2 separate regions of the Homo sapiens genome follow, and region 2 is linked to region 1. A link is a loop called in an ENCODE intact Hi-C map of the cell type or tissue named here. Cell type or tissue: endothelial cell of umbilical vein. All regions are shown on one strand.

Evidence for each region. Peaks named below come from ENCODE experiments on the same cell type or tissue, not always from the same donor. Only the 100,000 strongest peaks of a DNase experiment are listed, where the experiment ranks them.
Region 2: it touches region 1 in a loop (4-fold over the local background); 2 of 110 quality-filtered maps call a loop at or near these places.

Annotation. Positions count from the first base shown.
Region 1 is chr2:224,833,374-224,841,373 of GRCh38, forward strand. It overlaps DOCK10 (dedicator of cytokinesis 10), which reads right to left. Exons shown (of 56, transcript NM_014689.3): 24 at 6,581-6,699; 25 at 4,389-4,458; 26 at 777-890. Among named protein-coding and RNA genes, the nearest start is that of CCDC195, 120 kb to the left of the region's middle. In endothelial cell of umbilical vein, a CTCF peak has its summit at 4,392; a DNase peak (open chromatin) is centred at 4,388; H3K27ac peaks cover 2,943 bases.
Region 2 is chr2:224,922,843-224,930,842 of GRCh38, forward strand. The region is part of intron 2 of DOCK10 (dedicator of cytokinesis 10); the gene reads right to left. Among named protein-coding and RNA genes, the nearest start is that of MIR4439, 84 kb to the right of the region's middle. In endothelial cell of umbilical vein, no CTCF peak of the experiment used is centred here; DNase peaks (open chromatin) are centred at 3,649 and 4,939; H3K27ac peaks cover 2,866 bases.

The DNA.
Region 1 (8,000 bases):
CACAGTGTCCTCCCTGTCTCCTGCAGACACACCAGCCATGCTGCTGCCTGATGACTTCACACAGGTCTTTCCCTCTGAGCATCCCCATGGCCAGCACCCTCTTCGCCTTCAAATTTTTTTTTTTTTTGCTCAAGAATTACCTCCTCCATCAGATATCCTGACCATTCTATTTAAAACTTCAAATCTCCCCTGCACCTTCAGCACTCACAATGCCCAATTCTTACCTGTTCTACAATTTTTCTAATGCATCTTCTTTTCTAACATACAATATCTATCTATGTATCTCTCTCTCTCTCTCTCTCTGGTCTTGTTGCCCAGGCTGGAGTGCAATGGCATGATCTCGGCTCACTGCAACCTCTGCCTCCCGGGTTCAAGCGATTCCCCTGCCTCTGCCTCCTGAGTAGCTGGGATTACAGGCATCTGTCACCACTCCTGGCTAATTTTGTTTTTGTATTTTTAGTAGAGATGGGGTTTCACCATGTTGGCCAGGCTGGTCTTGAACTCCTGACTTCAGGTGATCTGCCCATCTCAGCCTCCTAAAATGCTGGGATTACAGAGGTGAGCCACTGCACCTGGCCCACTCTACTTTTTTCTATGTTGTCTCGATATAGATCTCTTTTGCTTAGTATCTTTATATGCTAAGTTTCAATATGAACCTTATGCTGGAAACTGCAAGAGAAAAAGTCTATGAAAATCCATGACTCCTATCATTTTCCAGGAGTAAGCGTGACCCATGCCTAGTACTCACAGTTAAAGGACCATCTTTAAATTCTTACCTTTAGGACATGCTTTACTGTTGTTGAGTCATTTGATTTCAAAAGACCAGTCACATTTTTAGCCAGTTCCTCATGTACAGTCCTCTCCTTGCATGCCCTGGTCTTGAACACGAACTGAAGAAAATCCAAAAAGTGAATAAAGTTAAATACTTTGAAAAATGAAGCTTCAAAAACTATGTCATGTGAATAACTTATGTCTCTAAATTATCTGCTCATGCCAGATTTTGCCATGAGATAAATGCAGGCCCAATGATAAGAGCAGTACACACCTGTTCCTATTTAGGGCTTTGCAGAAGTAGGGCCTTGCTCACCTAAGCTCTCCTTGAAACTCTTTGTAGAAATCAAGAGAAAGAGCCAGAGAGCCATTTAGCACGTTCAAGGAAACATGGAGGGCTTTGACCCACCTACTTAGGACACATTCCCCTTCTCCTTCCTCCACTGGTAACAGGTGGCATGGTAGCAATTCTTCATCCTGAAAGGGTAGAGCACCCACTCAAATAGCCAAGTGGGGAAGCCAGTGCCTTCCAGATGCCAGTACGTGAGCTCCCCACAAGCCCAGGGTCTATGATCCCATGCTTAGACACACTATCAAGGCGTTCATGAACATTGGCCATCAGTAAGATAACAAATGCTGCATACTTATTTTTTTTCCTCAAAAAATTGGTTTTGGCATGCACCACTGAGGGCACATAATGGCTAGTTTTCAGTATTTCTTCATCTCTTAAGAATATCAGTATCAATTTATGCACATACATAAAGTTCAAATATAAAATGCTTATTACTGAATTATAATATTTCACTTATGAATTGGGTTTGCCTCGTGGAAGGACATTTCTTCATAATTTTCACAATTCGGATTTCACCGTAATTGAGAGTGAAGGCAGGAAAGAGAAGGAATGGCTTAATGTAGAGGCACATTAGCTTTTGGATCTGTAACTGTTTCTTTAAACTTTGTAGCACATTGGCACCTAACTTGTCATGGTGGGATTTGACTTCTCCAAGCTCATCTCAAAGGAGAAAGATGAAGTTAATGGATGCATGAAACTAGATAAAATCAAGAGTAATACAATTTTTCCCTCTCATGGGTTATACCTCAGATGTGAGTAACGTCATCATCAATGAGCTCATGCCATGCACAGTTATTTAGCCTGAAGGGCATTTAAACTGGCACTGAAATATTCTTATTTTAAAATTTTGACTGTAACCCATCAGTGCTACAAATCACTGTTAACCATGGCATTTAATTAGACTGGCTTTAGACACGCATCTTTGAAAAAGACACGGTGTATGTGTGCATTTTGCATATTGTAGACGAAGTGAGTTAGCAGCATTTAGCACCACTGAACTTGAAATGGTGTTTAGATAACTTCTAAATAAATACAAATTGTATTGAATATCACATCTTTGGAGGACATTCAAGCACGCACTGTAACAAGAGTCCAATCACAGGATGATAGAACTGAATGTTCCTTTGGTCATTTCATCTCATGTCACAGGAGAAAACTGAGGTTCAGAGAGGCTGACTGCTTAAGTCTAGAATTGACTAGAATCTAGTCTCTTACTTGCCAGCTTAGTGTTCTTTCCCGAGTAAAATGCGAGTTGATTACATTTATTAGGAGGTATTTGTTTTAGATATGTTAAAATTTATTATAAAATTGTTATCAGCCTAAAATTCCACATAGGTGTATTTTTGGATTTGAATCACTTAAAGCAAGCTAAGTAGATAATCTCCTGTATTATAAAGTGAGATGGTCTTGTTGGGTATTTCAGATACCCTGGTTAAAAATAAAGGTCACGCCAGGATGCATTTCTAATGCATCTCTCCAGGAGCGTCACCGGTAGAAAGTCTGAGATTTGAGGTATTCACAAAGAGCTAGCCTTGGTAATCACAAAAATAGTCACAACACCGGAGGGTTCTTAATGTAATTTTCAATGATCCCACTGACATGAGGAAAATAATATGTGTTGAAATGGAGATGCCTGTGTGTAAGATGGATCAGTAACTTTTTTTCTCTTTCTCAGTCCCTTTAAGGATTGAAATGAAACATTCGGGTAATGAAGCATTGAGAGGGTGAAAGTTCTCCAGGTGATTCTGTTGAATGGTAAATTCATCGATACTCTATAAAACTAAGCTATGACCCTATCTTAGGGAGCAAACTAAAAAGGCTTGTGTAGGTGGAACTGGCTTTTTGCAGTTGAGATGTGGATCTTATTGGGTAAAATTATACAATAGAGAAATTATTGTGAAATAACTATTTTTGGCATATAGCCTATGTTTAAAAAGGGCACATACTCATGCTTTGGCATTTGGGAAGACAACTAACATTTCTGGCAGATAGAAAACATATGGATATAAAAACTGTAATGAAAAAAATTTCCTTACAGATGGTATCTCAGAGGGGTTCACTCCAGAATGCAATTTCTGGTTACTTCCTTTTATGGGAGTGTGGAATTTTTTTTTTTTTTTTGAGATGGAGTCTTGCTCTGTTGCCCAGGCTGGAGTGCAGTGGCACAATCTTGGCTCACTGCAAGCTCTGCCTCCCGGGTTCACGCCATTCTGCAGCCTCAGCCTCCCAAGTAGCTGGGACTACAGGCGCCCACCACCACGCCTGGCTAATTTTTTGTATTTTTAGTAGAGACAGGGTTTCACTGTGTTAGCCAGGATGGTCTCAATCTCCTGACCTCGTGATCCGCCCGCCTCGGCCTCCCAAAGTGCTTGGATTACAGGCGTGAGCCACCACGCTTGGCCGATTTTTTTTTTAACAAGTTTCTAGACATCTTGAATATATGAGTATCTGTCTGTGCATACATATTAAGAGAATACAGTTTTTTGATGAAAAAGCTATGTCTCAAAAAGATTTAATCTATGCATAGGAAAAAAAATAAGAGATTTAGGTCCTCTATGTATTATAAAGTAATTTAAGATACTCTTCTGTATTTCTGGATGGGTTCTTTCTTTTCATTCAAGAGGATGACATTTAGGTGGGAACTATGAAAGTGCAAACATCATCACAAGTTCACTGGCATTAATCCACAGGCCAACTGGAAATGAGAATAGAAGCGTCTCTGAGTGAACACTTGACGTAGGACACTGGAAGAAGCAGTGCACACTGATGGAATGGGCAAGTGGTTCATGCCAGAAGATAAAGGACTTAACATACCAGAAGCAGGTACAAATATACAGTAACTGGGAAAATGAAATAATGCCTGAGGAAACAATAGAAAGAGCTAAGAAAGCATTACAGAGGAAACACAGAGCATTCAACAAACCAACAGGAAAGTCTTCCTTAAATTAACACAGGAATCTCATGTACTTGTAATGTTGACTTCAAAAGGACAGCACTTTAGTTTTCTCCTCTATCTTTTTCTTTCCTCTCTCTCCCCATTTAATTATTTATGTGCACAGGTACACATTATTTATACATTTAAAAATTCACCTAGCCCATTAATGCAAAGAGATGGAATTCTAAGTAGCTAAGGCAAATTCCTGATATTACTGTGGTGGGCGCCACTCAGTTAAAGGGAGAAAACTTCCCACTTACTGCAGACAGGAAATGAGACAAGTCACACAGCACAAGGGGATATGAGCAATTTCCAAGAGGCATTTCATACCTTAATATATGACTGGACAGAATGATCCAGCTGCTCCTCATGGCACTTGGCCACAATGTCGGTCAGAACCCTGCAAAAGCAAAGCTGTTCAGTGGCCTTTCTGGAGAGGGCAGAAAAACCCCGCTTTAGTTTGTCATTACAGTGCTTTGTAAATTGGGTATTTAATAATTACTGGGTGAATGAATGAACCAATCTCTGACTCCTTCCTTGCCCTCCTCAGCCCCATATCCAATACTGGGCATTTAATATCTATAGCATCAATGAGCCATTTCCATCGATTAGCCATTTCCAACTTTGAAACTTTGAAACACAAAGATGTAAGTAGTGTTGTAATATCACAATGGAGACTTTTTGTCCAAGTTGAATGTGCTAATTATGGTCTGTGCGTTTTTGACATTATCTTTTTGCAAAAGGGATTATTTTTAGTGCCTAATTAAAATTTTAGACTTTTAATTTCAAATTAATAATCATATTTCATTTGAAGAGGGCTTGCCTTCCAACCTATAGGCACTATATATGCTTTTGGAAAAAGTAATTAGGTTAAGATGCAGTTGTTTTGTTTTGCTTTGTTTTTCCCTTAGCTGGGTTGGGGTTTCTAGCAGCAATGATGTACAGGTGGATCTTTTTTCACATTAACACTACCAGCTGCTCCATGGCTATAGTGCTTAGGAATATCTCAGAATTTCAACAGATCTATCAGCTGCAATATCTAGGAGTCTTGCCAACACAGAGACACATTCACATGCTGAAAAGAGCATGAGTTGAAGGCACAGCTGGGGACTTTTGATGCAGGTCCAGAACTGGATGGTTGTGAAGCCATTAGAGATATTTAAATTGTCCAGAATTTCAGGCTCTGCTTTAAAAACTAGGCTACAAACCCTCATTCAGAAAGAGGTCAGTAATATGCCTGTGAGTTAGAAAGATACTGGAAACATTTCAATGCCAAAAGTAACATTTTTTTCCAGAATGCTATGACTAAATTTTTTAAAAAAATGAACAGCACAAATATATAATTTAATAATTAATTCAAAGCACTATCTCTATAAAGAAGAAATTGTGATTTGTGAAGGCATTGGCCAGATTAGAGATGTTGGAAGAATTCAGTATAGCCAAATTTAAAGTGAGAACAGTTAAAGCATTTAATACTTAAAAAAAAGGTTCTTGTGGGAATGCAAAATTATACAGCCACTCTGGAGAATAGGCACTTTCTTAAATATCAAACATGCAACCACCCTGCCCCCCAGCAATTACACTTTGGGCATTTACTTAAGAGAAACGAAGACTTATGTTTACACAAAACCTCTACATGAATGTTCATAGCACTTCTTTTTTTTTGAGACGGAGTCTTGCTCTTTCACCCAGGCTGGAGTGCAGTGGTGCAATCTCAGCTCACTGCAAGCTCCGCCTCCTGGGTTCATGCCATTCTCCTGCCTCAGCCTCCCGAGTAGCTGGGACTACAGGCACCCACCACCACGCCCGGCTAATTTTTTGTAATTTTTTTTTTTTTTTTTTTAGTAGAGTTGGGGTTTCACCAACTCTACTGTTACATGTTAGGCAGGATGGTCTCGATCTCCTGTCCTTGTGATCCACCGGCCTCGGCCTCCCAAAGTGCTGGGATGACAGGCGTGAGCCACCGGGCCCAGCCGTTCATAGCACTTTTATTCATAACAGCCCTAAACTAGAGACACTCCAAATGTCCTTCAACAGGTGAATAATTAAACATATGTGGTGCATCCACATCGTGGAATACTACTCTGCAATGAAAAGGAGTGAACTACTGATAGATGCAATGATCTGGATGAATCTCCAGAGAATTATGTTACATGAAAAAGCCAATTACAAACATTTACCTACTGTATGATTCTACACCTGTATGGAAGATGTTGCCAGTGGGGAAAACCAGGTAAAGGGCACATGGGAAACTCTGAATTATGTTTTACAATTGCACATGAATCTACCGTGATCTCAAAAGAAAAAGTTTAATTTAAAAATCAAAGAAAAAGAGGTCTAACACTTTACTACTAATAATAAGAGATTAGAAGGTAAGGAGTCAAGAGTGGAAAATGCTTAAATTTGAGATGTGTTCAAATGAAATGTAAACACACAACAGTAGATGACTGTTTAGTTATAATTAAGAGTTTATGTAACTACACATTATAAAGTCTCTCCTCTTAAGGTTGTGTTATGGATACCTGGTGACAGTTGTAGTTATTTCATCTTCCTCATTCTGTACCAGAACTTTGAAGAGCTGATTCAAAATTATAGGCAGAAAACTCATGATTGCATGAATCTTTTCCACATTCAATAAGTTCTGTAGTAAATTGGCAGAAAAAAAGGATACCAATTAAATTTGAAGCATGTCCTACATTCAAGACCTGAAACTATAAATCTATGAGAAGAAAACATAAGGAGAAAAACTTCGTGACATTAGACTGGGCAATGATTTTTTGGATATGACCCTCAAAGCTCAGGCAGCAAAGTGAAAACAGACAAATGGCATATCAAACTAAAAGGTTTCAGCACAGCCAAGGAAACACTCAATGGAGTAAAGAGACAACTTTACTCCATTGAATGGAGGAAAATATTTGCAAACCATACATCTTAGAAAGGGTTAATATCCAAAATATATAAGGAACTCAAACAACTCAATAGTAAGAAAACAAATAACCCAATGAAAAAATGGGCAAGGGACCCAAATAGACATTTCTCAAAAGAGGGTGTACAAATGGCCAACAGATATATAAAAAATGTTCAACGTCATTAATCATTGGAGAAATGCAAATTAAAACCACAGTGGGACATCACCTCATATCTGTTAAAATGGCTGTTGTCAAAAAAGGTGAAAGATAATAATTATTGGAGAGGGTGTGGAGGAGAAGGAACACTTGCACATTGCTGGTAAGAATGTAAATCAGAAGAGCCACTATGGAAAACAATATGAAGGTTCCTCAAAAAATTAAAAATAGCACTACCATATAATCTAGCAATCCCACTACTGGATGTATATCCAAAGGAAATGAGATCAGTATGCTGAAGATGTCTATTCCCATCTTTACTGCAGCACTATTCACTGCAGCCAAGATACAGAATCAATCCAAGTGTCCATCAACCGATGAAATGGGTAAAGAAAATGTGGTACATAAACATAATGGAATACTATACAGCCTTAAAAAGGAAGGAAATTAGGTCATTTGCAACAACATGGAGGAACCCGGAGTATATTATGCTAAGTGAAATGAGCCAGGCACAGAAAGACAAATACCGCATGATCTCATTTATATGTGGGATCTAAAAAAGTTGAATTCATAGAAGTAGAGAGTGGAATGGTGGTTACCAGGGGCTAGGGAGGGGAGTGCTGGGAGATGTTGATCAAAGGATACAAAATTTCAGCTAGATAGATAGGAGGAATATTGCACAACATGGTCACTATAGTTAATAAAAATGTGTTATATTCTTAAAAATCTCTAAGAGAGTGGATATTAAGTGTTATAACCTTAAAAATTATAAGTATGTGATATAATAAATACAGTAATTAACTCAATGAAGCTGTTACATAATGTATACATATTTCCAAACATCATACTGTATACAATAAAGGTATATAATTTTTCT
Region 2 (8,000 bases), 89 kb after region 1:
AATGATGGTGTTTAAAGTAATCAATCAGTCTAAGCTTGGGGAGTTATAAGCCTCACAATAAGAACTATTAACTAAAACTTTGTGATTAATGACCCTCAGCATGTGTTTAAAAGTGATTTTAACCTAAATTTCTCAGACATCGATATTGTCTTTTATTCTATTAGAGAATGTCCTTAGATTACATTAGTTTCTTGAAAAACATCTTTTACCACATTCAGAAGAGTATTGTTGTGATTTTATTTTACTTATTGTTTAAATATATGAGAATATTACTTTAGTACCTGACTTGTGCTTTAAAGGGAAGGCCCTTCTTGTTTTGCTGGGGTTGAACTGTATGGCAAATATACAAATAATGAACAGTTGTCTATTACTTGATAGCAGTCATTCCAGCCAAGTTAAGCATGAAGACACAGTGTTGTAGTATTTAGGTATATAGTAGTGATAGAATCCTATAAGAAGAACTTCAAGGTGTTTTACTCTTGGATTGACAAACTACTGAGCCAGTCATTTCACTTCTTTTTTGTGACTTATTTTCCAGGCTCCAAAACATGTCTCATCTCCTCTAAAGAGGTGAGGACCAAACATTCTACATATGGGAAGATGTGAGCATTAATAGAAACGAGGTGCTCCAACAATATAAAGACACCTACTGCACCAGGACCTCCCCCTGGCAAAGACTCTGAGGTCTGTGGTCTGAGTTTACCATCCAAGAAAGCCCAGTGAAGAGGGTTGCCTGCTGCGAGGCCTGCAGACATGGTCTAGGGAAGAGAAATGGACTGAAGAGCGGCCCAGCACTGCCAGCTCTCACCGGCTCCATCCCACCTGGCTGCCCGCATTTCTCCTTCAGGGCCAGCCTCATTCCTGCACAGGGCCTTTGCCCATGCTCCTCTGCCTCTCCAAAAGTCTTTTTCTTTCCTCATTCTTTAGAAATCTCAGGTTTTGTATAGGTGCCAGCTCCTTTTCAAAAGCTTTCTAATTCATCCAACACACATTTTTCTTCCCTGAATGCTGTTATTTACTCTCTGTAGCACACATGAAGTCTGCAGCTTACCCATAGAATATTTTAGGCCGAAAGGTTATGCTGCTGATGAATTCAGCCGGTCATTTTACCTGTGTGTTTTATTGTTTATAAGCAAGCCACATTACATCTGCTTTGGGGGTAAAATATAACAACTGTAAAATAAGTTTTGCCATGTTCCTTATTACTCCTTTGCTATGTTCCATTCATTCCTTTTAAAGAATAAAGTGCTCGTATCTACATATATGCTTTCATGATTCCTTTGTATCCTTCCTGTGATCACGTGCACCACCTCTATCCTAACACATAGAATGGCTTTTTAAAAAAACCATCTAATTGAGATATAACTGATCTGTCATAAAATTTATCCTTTAAAAGTATAGAATTGAGTGGTTTTTGGTATATTCACAGAGTTGTGCAACCATTACCACGATTTAATTACAGAACATTTTCATCATGCCCAAAAGAAACCCCATATCCACTAGCATTCTCTTCTCATTTTCCCATCTCCCCAGCCCATGGCAACCACTAATCTCCTTTCTCTCTCTATGGATTTGCCTATTTTGAACATTTCCTATACGTGGACTATATGGTCTTTTGGGACTGGCTTCTTTCACTTAATACAATATATTCAAGGTTGATCTAAATTGCAGCATGTATCAACATTTCATTCCTTTTTATGGCTGAATAATAATGACATTCCATTTTATGGATATACCACATTCTGTTTACCCATTCATCAGTTGATAGATTATTTGGGTTATTCTCATTTTGGGGCTATTATGAATAATGCTTCTATGAACATTTGTGTCCAAGTCTGGTGTGGACATACATTCTTAGCACAATCAAACACAGACCAGGGTCTCCACACACATTCTTACTGAAATGAAATAAACAACCAGAACTGTTTCACTACAGTACTTATTTTCTAATGGCATCACTCACTGTGGGATTCAGGAAGTTAATATTTCCCCCAACTTGTGTGCCTTTTTTTTCTAAGAAGCGTCGGCCAAAAGCATGCTGTTTAGACAGAAACTAATAGTAAAAGTCAAGGTGCTTATGTTAGGTGTTTGTCCTTCCAGTTGCTCTATTTCCTTGAACAACAGCCTTTCCAAATCTTAACTTCATTAGCTTGTAAATGAGAGGAATATTATAACATAGAAAGAATCTAATTCGACAAAGACTATTACTCAGTTTTCAAATTGAAATTACAATGTTCTTACATGAACACCAGGAGCCGTTTAAAAGCCTGCTTTTCAGGCTCAAAAGCCACAGATTTAAAAGAGGTTGAGATTCTTATAAAATGTTAACCTTTGTCTCAGAAAAAAAAAAAGAAAGAAAACTCATGACCTTACTGATTTGCAGTTTAAAACATATTCAAATCTTTCTGCTTCCTTTCCTAGAATGACCCTTGTGGTTGAGTCTAGAAGTCCCCATATACCATTTGCTTTTCATTGCTAAAGACATACTATGAAAAGAACAAGCCATTGGTATATTATGATATCCACTATTCTGAGTTTTAATAGCCAGTGAAAAGTGCAGAATGCCTTTGAGTACCCTGGGACACAATTCTGACCTACTAATATGAAGATGGAATTTGAGAAGATAATGAGACTCTTAGGTGACTGTAGTCATGTGACATAGACTTTTGACTTTGAAAATTGCACTGCCCGGTGTTGAAAGTCTAACTGTTCAAGTGTAAGGTCTGCTTCTTATTCGTATTGGTGTCCTGGATATAAACAGCTTAGATCACCAAAGGTGGTCCATGAAGGTAAATTGAAATAGAGTTTTACTGGTGTGGACAAAATTGAAGTATAGTTGATAGGTGGTCTTCCTACACAGTGTACAGTCTTACCAGCTTTCAGACATCAGAACTTTCTTATTTATGGTTTTGTACTTCCCAGAAATGATCCCATCTCAGGCTTTCTACATCTTTTGCTCAGGAAGAAACTCATTTCTGACTTTCTCAACTTTTTTTCTGCTATTTTGCATCAGTCTTTTCTTAAACTGAATCATTTGACAATATGATTCAATGTGTCCTTGAAACCATTTTTCTTAGCCCTTGCTTTCTTTTCTTACTTTCTTTGCCACTTTACTGAGTCACACACTTTGGTGACTAAGTTCTTTATTTTTTGTTTTGTTTTAAAGTTTCTATTACTACCAGCTTGAAAAAGAAAGATGAAAAAAAGTAGCAAATACAATTATTGAAGCAGTACAAGTTTTTGCAATGAATGGCTTAATAAATACATCAATACTGCTTATTTTAGTGAATCATTAGGACACATGTAGTGCAGGAGTTCATACTGCTTAGTCCCAGAACCCACATACAAGGAGGACTAGCTTCTACCTGGTGTGCCAAAATAAAGGAAAGTGCTTCTGTGTCAGGCCCTCAACCTGGAAGAAAACTATTTTAATTCAATGTTTGATAATCTATTGAATGCCTATGAATCAGACATTGTGTTGGGTACTTGAAGTACAGATATGAACTGATTTGTCCCTTGTCTAGTAACAGAAAGGAAGTGAATGAGTAAGTGAAGAAGTACACTAAAGTGTTAGAGGGCTGGGTGCAGTGGCTCACGCCTGTAATCCCAGCACTTTGAGAGGCCAAGTTTGAGGCTGCAGTGACTTCCCACTACACTCCAGCCTGGATAACAGAGCGAGACTCCATCTCTTTAAAAAAAAGTGTTAAAAGGAGGAAACTAAGCTTTGCTGATATCAGCTATGAGCCAGGCACTATGTTAGAAGGAATGGGCCTCTTTAAAAAGGGAAACGTGTTCTTAGTGCTGTTTTTTAAGGTGATATGTTGAGTTGAGTTGTGCCAAAGCAGGAAGTATTTTCCTTACCATCAAGCAAAGCCAATTACTTCATCCTCTTTGTTCTCAAGAATTTTGTTTCAGAAAAGCCTTTTGGTTCCTCAAGGTACTCAAGGGATCAACATTATGTTATAAAATAGCAATCTAGATGTTTCTGAAAGATAATTCATGAAATAAATATTTATTTTCCATCTGCTTTGTGCCAAGTTCTGCTTTAGCTGCTGAAAATCTTTCAACAATCAAGACAGAAGAAGTCTCTGTCCTGCTAGAGGCTACTGTCTAACAGTGAGAAACAAGTGACAGAGGAGTGAAAAAGCAAACCAAGATATTTCCCAGTGGTGATAAGTGTTATCAAGAGAAGCAGGTGGGGTCATGTTATAAAGTAACTGGGTGTGAGGGCAATGTAGCTTGGAAGTCAGGGATGCTTCTTTGTAGAGGTGACATTTAAACTGAGTTGTGACTGAAAAATAGGAACCAGCTATACAGAGAGTGTAAAGGCCCTACCGAGAGGATGAGCTTGGCAAGTTGGGGGAACAGAAAGAATGCTTGATGTCTGTGCAGTGACTGAGGAAAGTAGGCTAGATGAGAGCTCAGAGAACATGGGGAACCAGATGACAGGGGTTATGGGAGGAGCTGGATTTGACTCTTAAGGCAATGGGAAGCCACTGAGAAGTTTTAACCAGAGGCATGGCGTTATCTAATTTGTGTTCCTAACAGCTTCCATTGAGTACTGTGTGTGAACGAATCAAAGCGGAGCAAAGAAGAAAGCAGGAGGACCAGTTACAAAACCACTTCTTGGAGGGGAGGTATGGTCCAGGCAAATGAGGGTATTTGTGGCTTGGGACAGCAGAGTGAATAGAGAAAAACTTTTAATATATACAGTCACAATATAAGAATACTGCCTTGGTGAAAAGTAATCTTTCTCGTGTACCAGATACCAGACGAAGTCTCTGATTCTCGGTATTTCTTAACCATAAGCATTCTAAATCAACTTGCTTTTTCATCCATAAAAGGGCATGAGCTCCTTAAACACAGGGCTTTTGCTTTTCTTGTCAGTCTCACTAGTCTAGGAAGTGCTGTTCTATATTCAGCAGCTCGTGGGTGCTGAATAAATATTGATTAAACAAACCGAGTAATGAATCATGTGTGCTGCAAGTGTGGGTGCTTGGTAACGTGGAAACATACAAGTGAGCTGGATTCTCCAATCTGCAGGGCAGAAACTGGATGAAAGACATTTAGAGGTGGGGGTGGGAAGCTTGGAGCGGCCCCTCTCCTTCCATCCCTCAATGCCTTGGGATTGGGGTGGTCATTCTATGACCACTTCACATTGACTCCGTGGAGATTGACTCCACACACCCCAGAGGAGCCTCACCCACTGCTGAAGGGAGAGCTGATGAAATGACATGCTTGCTGACTGCATGGACACTTCCTGTTGGTGCGCCACGTCCCTAAAATGTGACATAGGCTGTGGGTGAAGCAGGTAACATCAGAGATTTACAGACACGCCTATATTCCACAAAGAGTGTGAGGATAAAAACCAAAAATGCATGCAGTTGTACTCTATGTCAGCCAACTTTTTCTGTAAAGCGTCAAAGAATAAATCTTTTCCGGCTGAATGTCTCTGTTGCTTCTACTGCAACTCTGTTGCAACCCTGCCTTTACATCATGAAAGCAGCCACTGACAAGAGGTCAAGGAATGGTGTCCGTGTTCAATAAAACTTTCTTTATGGGTATCAGAATTTGAATTTCAGATAATTTTAATGTGTTTTGAAATATCATCTTTTTTTCCCTAAGCTATTTTAACAACCATAAAAACCATTCTTAGCTCATGGGACATAAAAAATAGGCAGCAGGTCACCCATGGGCGACAGTTTGCCAAGCTGTACTCTGTAGAGCAGTTAAAATGAGGAACAATCTCCACTATTATTCAAAAATAGGCAATTTTATGTAGAGATAATATCTAACACTATCCTTTTGTTTGTCAGTTGCTTAATGCAAATTAAAATTTAGCCATTTGGAGGATGTGACATTTGCTGATAGTAAGGATTAGGTAGCATTGAAAATCTCTTGGGCAGAGATTAATTGGAAATGATTCTTTGGATCACACTCCCCACTTTGTCTAGGCCTTGTTTTGTGTTTTCCACACAGAGCCCAGATGAACTTTTAATATTTAGGAATCCACACTCAGTCATTTGTTTTCCTTCTTGAAACACTCCTGTGACTTGCCCTTGCCTATAGTTAGAATAAGATGCAAACGCCTTATCCTGTCCAGCCATACCAATCTCCAATCTTGGAGCTCTTCAGGGCCTTTGCACCAGCTACCCCTTTAGCCTGAAACATGCTTTCCCCAGCATGGCTGATCCTTCTTGAGAACTCAGAACTCAGCTTAAATGTCGCCTTCTTAGAGAGGCTTGTCCCTGGTCACCTAGACCAACACAGCTCTTACCCTACTCAGATTCTATCATCAGATTCTGCCTAGTTTTATTTTCCTCATAGAATTGGTCTTTATCTGAATTATCTGGTAAATTAATTGGTTTACCTTTTTGTTTGGAATAAGTAAATCTTTAATAAGTAAACCCACCAAAAGGTAAGCTCCCTTAGAACCCCAGGTGATTTCTGTCTAATCACTCCTGTCTCCATTCATCAAATAATGCCCAGTATTCAGTATTATACATCATGTATTTGCTGAATGAATAAAGGAAGGAAATGGTTTGGGGTGTGTTATAGAATAGTATGTTTGGAACTGTGCTGATCTTTTACCCCAGTTGGGAATGAGGGTGACGGTGTATGATGGGCCGGGATGGGGTGGGAGAGGGTAGGCTATGGCTTTGAGAAATGGGCAAGGACCACATCTCGAAGCAGGCATTGGGTCATGCCGAGGTGATTGCACTTCATTTTGAAGGCAGTGGGGGAGCCACAGAAGGGTTTTAAGCAGCCATGGAATAAAATAGTTCAGTGTATTTATTGGAATGTTCACACTGGAAAAACAAAGAGTTATTCTTGTATTGTCTGTTACGCTGCCAAGAATGATAAAGATCAAGGAGTAATCAGAGACACTCCTCAATTTAAATGAGCATGGGAAGATGCCAAAACTTTACAGCCCATCTACCTGCATCCTCCACTCTCTTTTTGAGCTGGGAGGCCTTGAAGTAGCATTTGACATATTTTTGAAGGACATAACTAGGAGAAAAGATGCTCCTGGATTCATGATTTTTGGTGGTGTTTGACATAAAGAGGCTGTTCAAGGCTGGACGTGGTGGCTCACCCCTGTAATCCCAGCACTCTGTGAGGCCGAGATGGGTGGATCACTTGAGGTCATGAGTTCAAGACCAGCATGGCCAACATGGCAAAACCCCATCTCTACTAAAATTACAAAAATTAGCCGGGTGTGGTGGCATGCACCTGTAATCCCAGCTACTTGGGAGGCTGAGGCAGGAGAATCACCTGAACCCAGGAGGTGGAGGAGGTTGCAGTGAGCCAAGAATATGGCACTGCACTTCAGCCTGGGTGACAGAGTGACACTCGGTAAAAAAAAAAAAAAAAAAAGAAAGAAAGAAGAAAGAAAGAAAGAAAAAGACTGTTCATCAGGTTAATCTTCAGTCTGAAAAATGAAAATGAGGATGTGGAATTTAAAAAAATGCGGTTTAACTTTATGCTTGCAGTTCAACTTCCAGTGGCCTAGTCCAACCACGGAAATGAGATCTCTGCACGAGATAAGTCTCTCTCAAAATGTGCCAGCACTCAAGTGGAAGCCGTTTAAAATTTTGAAAAACATTGGAAGAGTTTCTTTCTTTCTGTTTACAAATCTGTCTCCTTTTTTCCATGATTCTTCACACTTGAAACAGAAAATCATTAACTTCCATATACCTTCTTTTTCATGAATCCATGGAGGAAGGTGAAAAAAAAAAAAACTCTTTAAAAGCCAGAAGCCAGACCTGCCCTCAAAGTAAGAGAGAAAATGGAAGTTTGAGGCTGCTTGAGGAATGTGTGGGCACTGAGACCCATGCTCCCTGATAGAGGTTTGCATGGACAATGGCTGTTTCACAGGGATACCCTTCAGCTGCCTTTTTATTTGCCTTAAGATGTTGAAGTTTGTGATGTCTGAGACCACCTTTCTTTTAGGAAGAGACAGGAAAGTTTAATAGCTGCCCATTGAGATCTCTGTTTGA